Linked DNA regions of Mus musculus: region 2 is linked to region 1. Evidence: chromatin loops called from intact Hi-C (ENCODE). Cell type or tissue: left cerebral cortex. All regions are shown on one strand. Each heading gives the region's core, and the rest is flanking DNA. Links, peaks and the distances in the headings are about the cores only. Region 1 overlaps Atxn7l1 (ataxin 7-like 1). Region 2 overlaps Atxn7l1 (ataxin 7-like 1).

What was found. Hi-C counts contacts between places; a loop is a spot of excess contacts. Peaks named below come from ENCODE experiments on the same cell type or tissue, not always from the same donor. Only the 100,000 strongest peaks of a DNase experiment are listed, where the experiment ranks them.
Region 2: a loop joins it to region 1, with 1.9 times the contacts of the local background. A loop is called at or near these places in 1 of 42 quality-filtered maps.

Annotation. Positions count from the first base shown.
Region 1 is chr12:33,218,046-33,224,581 of GRCm38, forward strand. The region is part of intron 3 of Atxn7l1 (ataxin 7-like 1); the gene reads left to right. Among named protein-coding and RNA genes, the nearest start is that of Gm38649, 37 kb to the right of the region's middle. In left cerebral cortex, for the core only: a CTCF peak has its summit at 3,360 (motif pointing right); DNase peaks (open chromatin) are centred at 2,581 and 4,449; H3K27ac peaks cover 455 bases.
Region 2 is chr12:33,156,095-33,162,630 of GRCm38, forward strand. All of the region lies in intron 2 of Atxn7l1 (ataxin 7-like 1), which reads left to right. Among named protein-coding and RNA genes, the nearest start is that of F730043M19Rik, 12 kb to the left of the region's middle. In left cerebral cortex, for the core only: no CTCF peak of the experiment used is centred there; DNase peaks (open chromatin) are centred at 3,419 and 4,035.

The DNA.
Region 1 (6,536 bases), core at 504-5,503:
CTGGTGCCTCAGCAGGTAGCCAGGAGGGGAGAACAGTGGCGTGAGGAAGCTCCCCCTCCTCTTGCAGCCTGCCATTTTCTCCCCCTGAGCACACACAAGGGAGGGCTGGAGCCACAGGTGGCGCAGTGTGCCTGGCATTGGATGCTACTCCCAGGATGTAGGTGAAACATCCTATTCTGCTGTCCTTTCAACACACACACACACACACACACACACACACACACACACCCCTTTGGAAAGTGTGCTTAAGAGCTCATTTTTTTTCTTCCCTGATTGTCAGCGGCAAACTGTGTACGCCATTCAATACAGGTGGGAATGAGGACAGATAAAAGCCACGTGGCACCGCTACACAGCTCTCTGACCTTAGACAAGAAGCCATTTAATCTCTCTAGGTGGCTGTTTCCGTATCTTTACCAGGAGTTAGACCAGATGGTTCCCACGGCTGTCACATGCTGTGAGTCCAGGAGAGTGTTTTCTAGTCTCATTTCACCATGACCCCTTGTGATAATGGGATCTGGATGCCCCTCTGCCACTGTTTCCATAGCATAGTCAACATTACACTTGAACAAAAGTAGCAGCTATAATGTTGAGTATGCGTTTGTAAAAGACACGTGTTTCCCCTTTCTCGCACTGTATTCTGACTTCCCCTCCCCTTTTAGGTTCAACCATGCTGTGATAAGTAGTCATGAAACAAAAGAAGTAAATGTGTTTGGGTAGTCAAAGTAGATGAGCCTTGGTAATATGTGTCTATGATATCTACATATAGATAAAAGCTGTGTGCCAACTGTAGGTGTGGTTTGCACTTCTAATGAAGTAGGCAGCGAATCCAAACTTTGGCGGGCACTGTTTTGAGCTAGACCAAGGAAGAGAAGGACTTTTATGAAGCAGAGGGTTCTGATGACAGGTGGACTCGGCCCTGTATTTGTCTCTTCCATGACAAATAAGGAGGTGACTTATGTGTGTACTTCCATGCTGGGATGTTCACTTCTGGCAGTGTGAGCACAAACAGACTAAGCATGCATCCAGCACGAGCCGACCTTGTTCAGTGTCCTGTAGCAAGTGACTCTCTTCTGCCTCGAAGAGAAAAAAGGGCTCACCTTTCTGAAGAGAACTTGTCAGGCCCAGCAGTGATGCTACTATCTGAGGCTACAGGTAAACCATCGAAAGTGTGGTAGTGTCAAGGAGGCCCCACTCGGCCTGTGGCTCTGTGGAGTGCTGTGGAATATTGCTATGTGTGTTTGATTAATCATGAGGACTCCAGATTGTCCTGTGCTCATCTCCCAGTCATTCCTAGGACTGTAATGCTGCGCTGTGTGCTCTGATGCTGCTGGGAACACAGGGGAAAGTCTCAGCCCTGCTAAGGCTGACACTCAATCGTAAACCATCAGAACTGTTACTGGGAAATTGAGCTTGAAGGCAGTCTTTGATGGAAGGATCCAGAAAGGAGTGAGAGGATCTCACCACCATGCAGAATCTTCCTCAGGGACAGGGACGCCATCAGAGGAGGCTTGGTGTAGCTGATGTATAGCCTCCGAACCCTCTGGCTTTCAGTGCTGGACTTGGAACTCAGCCTAGGAAGAAAGCCAATGCCGTGGTGGCCACCTGTTATGAGCAGAGGCAGAAAATTAGTTTGGAGCTCTGGGTTTTCTGACCTCATCCCTCGAAGCCTGGGCTCAACCAGCTGACCAAGAGCCTTAGGAACATAACCATAACTCAGCAAACCAAGGCAAAGAAGTGTCACTCGGTCCTCCAGCTGTGTGTTCCAGTAACACAAAGCCCACGTTCTTCGGGGACCAGAGAGAAAGCGAGGTGCAAGTCAGAATTACAGCGAGTCTCTGGGGGAGCAGATTTTAAAGCTCTCCCCAGAATTATTCCTGTATTTTCATGATCACACATAGCCACAGTATCTTAAGCAGGACGCCCCCATCGGACGATGTCTGTGCGGACCGTTTTCTTTTTTTCTTTTCTTTTCTTTTTTTCTTGGTTTTTCGAGACAGGATTTCTCTGTATAGCCCTGGCTGTCCTGGAACTCACTTTGTAGACCAGGCTGGCCTCGAACTCAGAAATCCGCCTGCCTCTGCCTCCTGAGTGCTGGGATTAAAGGCATGTGCCACCACCACCTGGCTGAGGACCATTTTCTAGTGCTTGCCAGCTAGCTTCTTACTACTGTATTCTCACTTGGCAGGAAGAGAGCAAGGGCTCCCTGGAGCCTCATTTATGAGGGTACAAATCCCAGCCTCGAGGTCTCTACATCTTGTGATATAATTGCCTCTCAAAGGTCCCACCTTCCAATACCATGTCAGGATTTCAGTGTGGAGCATTCAGAGATGGGGGCAGTAAGCCTTCAGTTGTAATCTGTTCCTGGGATGGTTGTAAGTCCGCTGTTGAGCGCTTCTCCAACCTGCCTGAGACAAGTTTGATCTCCAGAACAAACAAGCCCAGCACAGCTTCTTCCTCCTTCTTCCGACTTTACCTTGTGTGAGGAGCCTTGCCGTTTTCAGTGAGTTAATAAGGGTGCCATTGTGCTAAGTGCTGGGCAGCGTGCCAAGCGCTTTGCATATCTTTGAAAACACAACCCTTTCAGCAGCCCTGTGGAGTGGGTGTGAATGTTACACCCATTTCGGAGTTGAGGAAGCCTGAGCTGAAGAGGTTGGGTGCTGTGTCCAAAGTCTCAAAGCAAGACAGAAGAGAGCCTGGTTTCGAGTGCAGGTGGCTTCTCAGAGCGAGGGAAGTGCCTACATAGCCCATTGTCCCTCACAGCCTGTCCATGGGAAGCCCCATGCAAACTATGACTGTATATGGAAAGTGGCCATTGAGGGAGAAAACTTGGCGGGGCCTCAAGCCCCACCCACTAGGCCTTATCTAACTCCCCCAAGCCCGCTACCAGAGCTCTCTAGTATCACTTGAAATGTGTTCATGTAGTGGAAATAACAGGCTTTGGAGATAATGCGAAAATGATTCAGGCTTTCCCTCGATGTCTGCATGATTTGGGGCTGTGACACTTGGAGTCCATTTCCTCTTCCTCCTCCTCCCTTCATGGTGTCTTTCTTCGTTGCCCACAATGGGTGGACAGTTGGGGAGAATTCCTTCATCCTGATGTCCATAAACCTTTGTTCACGTGCCACCTCCTAGCCTGCAGTTGTCTGTCAGTGCTAGGAATATCCTTTGCACTTCTGCATGCCTGGTACCCTCAGATGCTTTACAAAGGGGAAAAGCACTATCTTGGATACAAGCCGACAGTCATGATCTTGGTGTATAGGTCATTCAATCTAGTCTTTTATTATTATTATTAAGATTTATTTATTATGTATACAGTGTTCTGCCTGCATTTATGCCTGCAAGCCAAGAGAGGGCACCAGACTTCATTATAGATGGTTGTGAGCCACCATATGGTTGCTGGGAATTGAACTCAGGACCTCTGGGAGAGCAGTCAGTGCGCTTAACCACTGAGCCATCTCTCCAGCCCAGGTCATTGAGTCTAAATTGAAAAATAAAAAGTGTGCTTGTGTCTTTGCGTGTGTGTGTGTGTGTGTGTTTCTGGGTATGCACACATGGCTGTGGTTGTGTGTCCTTGTCAGAAACTGGTAGATGAAAACCATTTCTTATTCAGTACTCACATCTGATATATGCTTGTCATACCAGTTTCAGCATAAGGGCTGATACTCAAAGAACACCAGACACAAGGAGAGGATTGGAATTTTCAGTCCCACTGGACTAGGGCTAGAGATGGTACTAATCACCAAAGCCCAGTGCATTGAATCAGTGCACGATGGCACCTCTACAACCCCCCTGGGGGGCAGAACTGAGATAGTCTGAGAGGGTCCATGCAGTCACAGGCCAGGGGTACAGCCATTTCTACAACACAGAAGCACCTGTGCTCAGCACCCCCTGACTTCACCCTGCACATTTCTACATGCTAGTATGATGCTCTGCCACATCTTTTATGACACCATATGAAAAAAATAAAATGGCATCAAAGGGAACTCATTGAGTTTTGGAGGTTAAATCCTGACTCATACTTGCTAGTGTGCAGCCTTGGGTTAATTGCCCTACCTTTCTTTTCGAGCCTGGTTCTCCCCACCTATGAAGTAGGAATGCCAGCTTCTACTCTGCAAAACTACTGTGAGGAAAGGAAAAAGAAATGTATACTTTGCTGGCATGGAGTAAGGAAATAAAGGTTAGCTTTTATTGTCAATAAAATGGGGCCCTTTTTTTTATGAAGTTGAAAGTTTCTTATGAAAAATGGGAAAACCACTTTAGCCAAGTGCTTCCTGTCTTCGCTCCTGCTGTCTCCAGGGATGCCACTCTGAGGTCAGCCCGTGGCTCACGCCTGTGATTCACTGCAGTTTCCTAGCCTTGGAGACAGGAATAGTCTGCCTGAGTGTGATTACATCTGCTGGGAGCCTCGAGGCTTGCACTTTGCAAATATTGGTTTACATTCTCATTAGGCCCTGGTGTCAGTTCTGTAGAAATGCCACGAAGCACCCGTATATCTCCGGGTCCCCTAACAAGAGCCATTGTGTCTCACAGGAGTACTGCAATACCCAGGACTAGCCTCCATTTCTCTGCTGCTAGCACTGGGACCCAAGGGTGCCTCAGACGTAGATAATGGGGATGGCCACTGCTCCAGAGTGTCCCACGCATGGTATGGGTTTGGTGTCATGCTTGGGTCACCCACCCTCAGGGTCTGTCCAGTGTTTTCAGTCAGCGACTCAGAGGTCAGTGATTCCAAGGGGTTTAAATCTCCACAGGTGATGCACTGGGATAATAGGAAGAAGGAAACAGAAACAATTCACTTGGCTTTGGGATTATAATTCCTCTCAGCAGCCTGCTCTGTCTGTCTAGGCTGTCCAGCCCCAGCTGTGGCTTGGTGGGAGAGGGTACAGGTTGAGCGGAGCTTTTCTAATATCAGCGTTTCTAGATTTATATTCCAGCTTTGACCCTTATCAGCTGTGTGAGGTCGGCAGGTTGCTCTGCCTACTCTGCCTTTCTCTACGTTGGTTTCCTTATTCCTCAGCTGGGTTAGTAGTTTATCTTACGTAGCGCCCTTGATGACTGAAGGGTGAGTGCTTGCACATGGATAGTACAGAGATGGAACAAAGTTTGCTCTTTAAAAACTGTTTTTCTGGGGCTGGGGAGATACCTCAGTCCGTTAAGTGTTCGCTATTCAAGCATGAAGACCAGGGTTTGATCCCAGAACCCACGTGAAAGAGCTGTCTATAGGAATGTCAGCTGTAATCCCAGGGCCATGGAGACAAAGACAGGTGGAGCTCTGCAGCCCTTTAGCCAGCCAGCCTAGCCTGTTCAAAGAACTTTATGTCAATTGAGAGACCCCGTGTAAAAAAATAAGACAAAATAAGGTGGACAACTCTTGAGAAAAACACCCAAGGTTGACATCTGGCCTTCACACAGTATGTGCGCGGGCGCGCGTGCGCGCGCGCGCGCGCACACACACACACACACACACACACACACACACACACACGATGATGATGATGATGATGATGATATAAACTGCCATTGAGTGAGAAGCCTCAGAGGTCTCTAATGAAGTTACTGCCCAACGAATTTTCACTTGTAACCATTGCAGAGGGAGAGGGAGGCCTTGGTGATGTCACTGTGGCAGGGCTGTGGTGGCTCTAACCTATACCGAGAGAGAGAGAGAGAGAGAGAGAGAGAGAGAGAGAGAGAGAGAGAGAGAGAAGAGAGAGCTATGTGAGAGAGAGAGAGAGAGAGAGAGAGAGGAGAGAGCTCTGTGTGTGTGTGTGAGAGAGAGAGAGAGAGAGAGAGAGGAGAGAGCTCTGTGTGTGTGTGAGAGAGAGAGAGGAGAGAGCTCTGTGTGTGTGTGTGAGAGAGAGAGGAGAGAGAGAGAGAGAGAGAGGAGAGAGAGAGAGAGAGCTGTGACCATGTGTAAGAAGACTGCTGGCATGTGCTCTCTGGAGGTGTACACAAGTATGCACTGGACAGGAAGGCAGGCAATGGGTGCCTGGTTCTGTGATGGGAAACAACGTGTTACTGTTTTTAGTTTTTGCTTTTAACCCTTTGTGAATCTTGTAGTTGAAAATGTAAGAGGTGGAGCTGAGTTGGATTTGGGGGCTAGGCTGAACATATATGAAGTCTTAGGATTTGCTAAATCAATGACTGGACATGACTTCCAGACCTTATCTGCTGTTCTGCTTGTGGAATAGCCAATGTTAAGGTGGCCTTTGACATTGGCCTTCAATGGGGCTGACCTCTGTGCCTTCTGGGCTGTTGAGTTTCCCTGGCCACCACCTCCTGGATGTAAAGAGCAGCAGTGGTCTTGCCCCTAATCGTGACAAGTGGAGCATTTCCAGGCATTACAGTTCACACCAGGGGACGAGACGGTCCACATCTGAGAAACAGTGCCATGAGACAGAACACCCCCAGTCATCGTGGTAAAGCCTGTATGATTCTATTTACACTTCTTTCCATACTAAAGGGGTGTGTGCACATGTGTGCACGTGTGCACACTAATCCCAGAAGCAGCCTCTATAGAATCCCAGCCACACAGAGTT
Region 2 (6,536 bases), core at 943-5,942, 62 kb before region 1:
TTGTTGTTTCCCCCACAATTCCATCTTCCAATTTTAAGGGGTGCTGTACTTAACGTAAAGAAGGAAACGAAATGCTTGCCAGGGCAGAACAAACTGGTACCGGGTCACTCTAATCGGAAAGGTACAAGCAAGTCGAGGACAGACTCTTGGAACACACAAGTGGCTATACTGATTCTGTACTTCTGCAGAGCAGATTCTGCGCTTGTGGACATTGATGGTTAATGACACCCTCAGCAGGGAGCAGTGTGACCTGCCCCACTACCCCAGTAGGTCATAGAGTCCTGGACAAGGCAAACGGGTGACAGCGTTTGTAGTGGTAGATGGTAGGTGGGTGGGACGCCTTCCCTTACCAAGGTGGTGTTCAACTCTTTAAAATAGTATATTGACCAAGATTGGAAATTCAGCTCAGCGGTAGAGCATCTGCTAGCATGCACAAGGCCCAGGTTTCACTTCCCTGTTCCCCACCCCAACCCCCTCCCGGCCTCCAAATGTGCTGGCCTCAAAAGGATGGATCCTGCCAGTGTTCATGTCTGTGAGGTTCCTGGAGGAGTAATGTTTGTGTAGACAGAATAGACTGGTACATCATGGTGGCTGAGGCTGGAAATGTAAAGTTTGGACTCCGTGGGCCCAAAGGTCCAGGTCTAGGGGCTAAAATGGTTAGAGGTGGTGTGGTGAAGGTTGTGTGGAAGTATGAATGTATTTAAAGCCACCAAACTGTGTACTTAAAAATAGCTACAGTGGTTAATGCTATGCTGTGTATATTTCACTACACACAGAGAGTTCATTGGCATGGCAGCCTTGGGAGTTTCATGCAGCATTATTTAAATTTTGACTCAGCCATTTCCCAGCTGTGTGTTAATTTCAGATTTAATTTCCTCATTTTCAGAACGGAATAATAGTTCCTCTCAGAGTTGCTGTAAAAATAAATGAGATACTATCTGGCATCCTATAGGTACTCAGAAATGTGAGCTGTGGTTACGGTCATATTATTTTTACCACATACTCAGGTCCTCTTCTTTGTCTTATCTGAGCTGCCATTTCCAGGGAACAGATTGTATCAAGATTGTTTCAGGAATGGGTCAGGACACTGAATGTGTACCAGACACCAGGCCAGATGTGTGTGTTGTCATTGGGTCCTCCTGATCACCCTGTGAGTCAAATCCTGTTCATAGCTGAATTTTAGAGAGTGGGGGAGGGGGTGTTGAGGCTCAGAGGTGTTGAGTTATTTACCCAGGTGGTTCAGCTGAGAGATGGAGGAGCTGGGATTCGAACACTGAGTCTGGCTGATTCCAGAATCTCTACTTTAATTAGGGTTGTGATGTCTCTCATTCTTGGAACAGTGTGGGACTGAGGCAAGGCGGAAGGCATCTATATACTTAAGGTACACTAAGAGGTGCTCATGTGAGCTTCTGCAGGCGTAGAGCAAGGACCTTCTTAAGTGTTGCATCTGGACACCTGGTTTGCCGCATCTAGCCCAGCCCTGTCAGGGGAGTGTGTCCTTTCGGCAGAATGGTGCAGAGAGACTAGCTGTCTGTCCCCCTTGCATCTGTAAGACCCACGGCTTCCCATCAGGCTTCTCATCAGCCATGGGCTTTCTCATCCCAAGGCCCCAGCTTTGGGCCTGTGTGGTCAGGGCACTGGCCCCAGGGAGGCACAGGAGCTGATGCAAACTGTTCCTTTTTAGAAGAAGGTGTTAGCAAGGATGGTTGCCAAGCAACTCCAGGGCCATCTATCTACAGCAATGATGTCCCCCCCTCCGCACCCCCCTCTTTGAACATCTTCTAGGCTGCTGTTCAGTTTGCTCTTGGCGTTGGGATTGTTAGTATTTTCATGAAGGGTGCGCTCCTTTGGATGACGGAGTGCAGATAGCTTTTCAATACCTGCCACATTCAGGGTGTCCTTTTGATGGTGATATGCCTGCTAAGTGGGTGTGAAAGTCCTTTGCCTCCTGCAGCCACAGCATGCCCTAGCTGTTGCTGGCTCTGAGGGGTAGTGATGAAGAAGGTTTTTTGGACTGGAGTGGCCGAGAAAGACCCAGAATGCACCTCCCACATGAGCACATGGTGAGGTAGCCATGTTCAGCTCCCGTCAGTCTGGATTTCAGCTGCTGTTCACTAGCAAGGCCACTTGAACAGTGTATATGTGATGCTCTCACTGGCCCCGGAGATGCTGCTCCTTGCTTCTCCCCACCCCCACCTCATTTGAGACCAGAGAATGGCTAGCATGTGATGTTTCTTCAGTACTGTTGCCATCGCTGCAGTCCCCTCCTCTGTGTGGGATCTTAGGCACCCTGGCCTGCTGACTGATGGTTTGATTGCTTTTTAGTTTTTATTTCCCTGGTAAACGTCAGGGCTCCTTTCGTAGTGTCACGCCCAGACTAGGAGGAAGGAAGTGAGTCACTGGAAAGTGTCACTGGTTACCTTGGGGTAAAGAAATCCCTACCTATGAACAAGAGCCCCTGTTAACCTTGTCCCCGTCCTCCATCCCATCCCCCGAAGTCTCTCATGTCCTGTTCTGTTCTTCCTTACCATCCGCTGCAGAAGACCAGCAAGACCCAAACAGGACACGTGTGCAGGTGAAGGCTCCCACGTCCCGTGGCTGACACAAAAGGCTTAAGTGGCAGAGACAGGCCCAGAATATACAAATCAGGTCTGAACAGATTAAGGGTCTCCCTGGTCAGTCTCCAAATGGAGTAACTGGGAACGTCTATCAATCAGATGTGTCTAACCTTTGGCCTAGGATCCGAGCGCATCCCAGGCTAGCCACGACTACAGCTCAACACATTTGCAGGTGGCAGTGTCACGACACAGTGTCAAAAGGTTGAATATTCCTGCCTTAGACAGAAGAGATCCTGAGGGCTGTGGGAAGGCCGTGCTTTATCGTATGTGTGCTTTTATATCATGTGTGCCTCTTATTTGGGAGTGGTTCTGGCTTCTACTTCCCTGGTTTCCATCCTGGGCTAGCCTGTTCTCCATACCCCAGACTGATATACTAACTTAGTATTCAGTATTTCTGTCTCCCCCTTCTCTGCATACCACCTCAAAATTAATCTCCCCCAAATTAATATTTATCAGGTGTTCAATAAATGAATATTTTCCATTACTTCCCAGAAACTGCAGTTCTCCAGGTCCTGCACTCAGGCCCCACCTAGTCCAGCAGGTAGAGTGCGCCTCAGAGGAGTCTCGGGCAGCCATACTTGTTCCTCCTCTGTCTCTGCTTCCCTAGTCTCCTCCCTTGTGCTCATAGCCACCTTTTGTTTCAGGACCAGCTTTAGCCTGGAAATCTCTTCCCTGCATCTCGCATGGCAGGCTGTATGGCCTCTAGGTTCCCCGGGACACTGTGCTGCAGGCCGAATTCACAATGCATTGGGCCCTCAACTGTTTAATTCCTCCCACCGTTCCATGAGTGCCAGAAGTCAAACTTAGCTCATCAGGCGTGCATGACAAATGCCTTCCCCATGGGATCATCCTGTAGTGCCAGGAAGTTCCTCTTTTAGCATTCAGAGGTAACCCCCAGCCTGCATCTTCCCATTCAATGTCAACATTAAGGTTGCTCACACAGAAAAAGATGGTATGCCACCAGAGTCACCTGTGCACACACCATGTAGACGAAAACAGTGGCCTGTATTGTGCCTTGTTTCATTGTAAATGTATATATAAAATTTATAATTTACATATATATGAACACATACATTATACACACACATATATACATCATATACATATATATCACATACATATATATGTAACGTTTTAAAATGAGTTGCAGGCCTAATGGCATTTCACCTGTTTGTTACTCTGTCACATCCTGACTTGTTTTCTTGAGCTAACACATCCGAGTTTTCAGAGCTTCATCTTATAAAACCGTGCTATGCATTGCAGAGATGGGTTTCCTTCTGCAGTGAGCACCACACCTGTGTGGGGACTGCTCTGGCACTCGGTGAAATCCCCGTTCCACAGCAGGGAGTTTCTCAGGACCCCCTTAGCATCCATCAGTGGTGGCTGCCAGGATTCATCATTTCTTCACGGGGAGAAGGATGACCGCTTACAGATTCCATGCCTCTGACCTACTTTTTCCAGCCAGCATTCGTCAGTGAAGAAGGCACCATTCTTTTAGATTCCACTTAAAAGCTGGAGTGGGGGCTTTCCCTTTAATTACTAACTTTCAGACATTGGGTTTGAACACCACGATTCTTAAGCTGGCAAGACTGAGGATTGGTGTGCTGGCATTTCAAGATGTGTGTGTTGTGAAAATACAGTCATCGCGGAAGTTCAGAGACAGGGGACGCTCCAGGAAGAATGGTGCTAGGGGTTAGTAGAGCCCGAGTTTTAAAACATTATGAAGCATTACCCCACACACTCAGGGGACCCTCTGCTTTAATTTGAGGAAGGAAGAAGATAATTACACTTGCAATAAGCTGGTTCTTACCTTCCGATTGGAGAATTTAGGCTGGCTTAGGTGAGCCACTGAGGCAAATTGCAGACTCGGGTGAATGGGACTCCTGTGTGTTAGGAAGCCAGGGTGCTTCCTGTAACCCTGACTCATCAGGAAACCGCTGAGCACCCAGGAAGTGGGTGACACGGGGCTGGGTCCTTTGTGGGGTACGAGGGGGAAGCCTCGGCCACTACCCTCAGGAACTCACCATGCAGCTCACTGGGGTCCCTGACACTGCACAGAGGATGGAGTGGGGTTCAAGATTCCCAGTGATAAGAAGAGGAAAAGACTTCAGTTTATGGTCAGCAAGACCTTTAAGGGCAGGGCTGCTTGGCTGTGGCTCTGCGTGGAACACAGTAAAGGGTATGTTGTAGAAGCCAAGTTCTTGTAGGTAGGTAGGAAGGAAAGAAGGAAGGAAGGGAGGGAGGAAGGGAGGACACTTTAGATAGAAACAGCAGAAATGGCTAGGATGTGGAGAGTCCGTGTTCCAGGGAAGAGTTACGAAGGCCTTTGGAGAGCTGTGAGTTCCCCAGGAAGCTGCTGTTGGGAAAAAGAAGGCATGGTGAAATTCATCAGGACCAAAGGGAAACCACAGCTTCATCCATGGGATGGACCACTGCAGGCTTGCATGGGCACTGCACAGAAGCACATCCCTTGGTTCAGAAATTATTATATACATCTTGCCTTTTCTATTTGGGGTCCTAGGGGCAGATCTCCCTCCCCTCCCCTCCCCTTCCCTCCCCTCCCCTCCCCTCCCCTCCCCTCCCCTCCCCTCCCCTCCCCTCCCCTCCCCTCTCCTCCCCTCCCCTCTCTCTTATTTATATATATATATATATATACACACACACATGCACACACTTAAAGAGTTTTACAATTACCCGACTGCTACCAGTGTTATTATAAGGAACCTATTCTAAAATATTGCTAATTACAAATTTTACTGATAAAATGATGCAGAGTATACAATTTATGAATAATAAAATATCTTAAAGTTTTATCCCATCCAGTGGTTTGTTTCTGAATTCTCATCCCTGCATGTCAAGCTCTCAGTGTAGAATCCAAGCTGAGGTTAGTTACTGTCCTCTTAACAAGTGCACAGTACACGTACAGTGTGAACAACTTGGACAGTAGTCAGCAACACAGCCCACTGGCACTATCTTACCTGAAACCTGTTTTTATACATGGAAGTTATCGTACATCTTTGGATATAGGTAGTTGTTGGGCTGCTTGCTTAGCATGCAGAGATCCCTAGGTTAAGTCGCCAGCAAAGAATAAAAAAACCAGGCATGGTGGCACATACCTGAAATTCTAGCACTTGGGAGGCAGAGAGGCAGAGAGGCAGAGGCAGAGGAGGATCATAAGTTCAAGGCTAGCCTGGGCTACGTATTAAGTTTGAGGCCAGCCTGGGCAGCTATATGAGGCTGTGTCAAGAAGGGGAGGGGTTACTGCAGTAGAGCCCTGCTTGTTCATTTAGGTATCGTCTGGGATTGCTTTCTTGCTGCTATGGCTGAGTGAGGTAGAAAAGACAAGAATCTTATGGCCCCAAAGCTTAAAAAATATAAATAACACTCCCTGTTTCTAGAAAGTTACTAATCCCTGCCCAACACATTTGTAGCAGTGCAGTACACCCAGATAATTAAGTTATACATTGTGATTTTTTAAATATATCAAATTGTAAGCTTATATCATATAACCTTTAATTACTTAATGTAGCACTGCAGTGCACAGAGATTCTAAGCCAAAACAAATGAAGCCGTCACTATTAGGCAGCTGACAGTACCAGATTGGAGGGGCAGCCACAATAAAAAAGATTTTCATTACTTCAAATTGTGGTCTCATTGTCCATAGAAATCAGAAGAAAGCAATTTTGAGGTTAGTTTTCATATGATTCTTTTTCCCTCTTAGGGTCTGGGGTTTGTTTTGTTTTTCTTTTTTCTTTTTCAAAGGAGTTTCCCCCAGAACTAATTTAAAAGCTCAATACAGCAGGCTTTTCTTACCAAATTTTGTGAGCATCTGTCTCGAGCCTGTTTAGCCCCTGACAGACGCCCAGCCTCTCTCAGAATTCCCACAGATGTTCTGCATCCAGAGAAAGGCCCACTTCC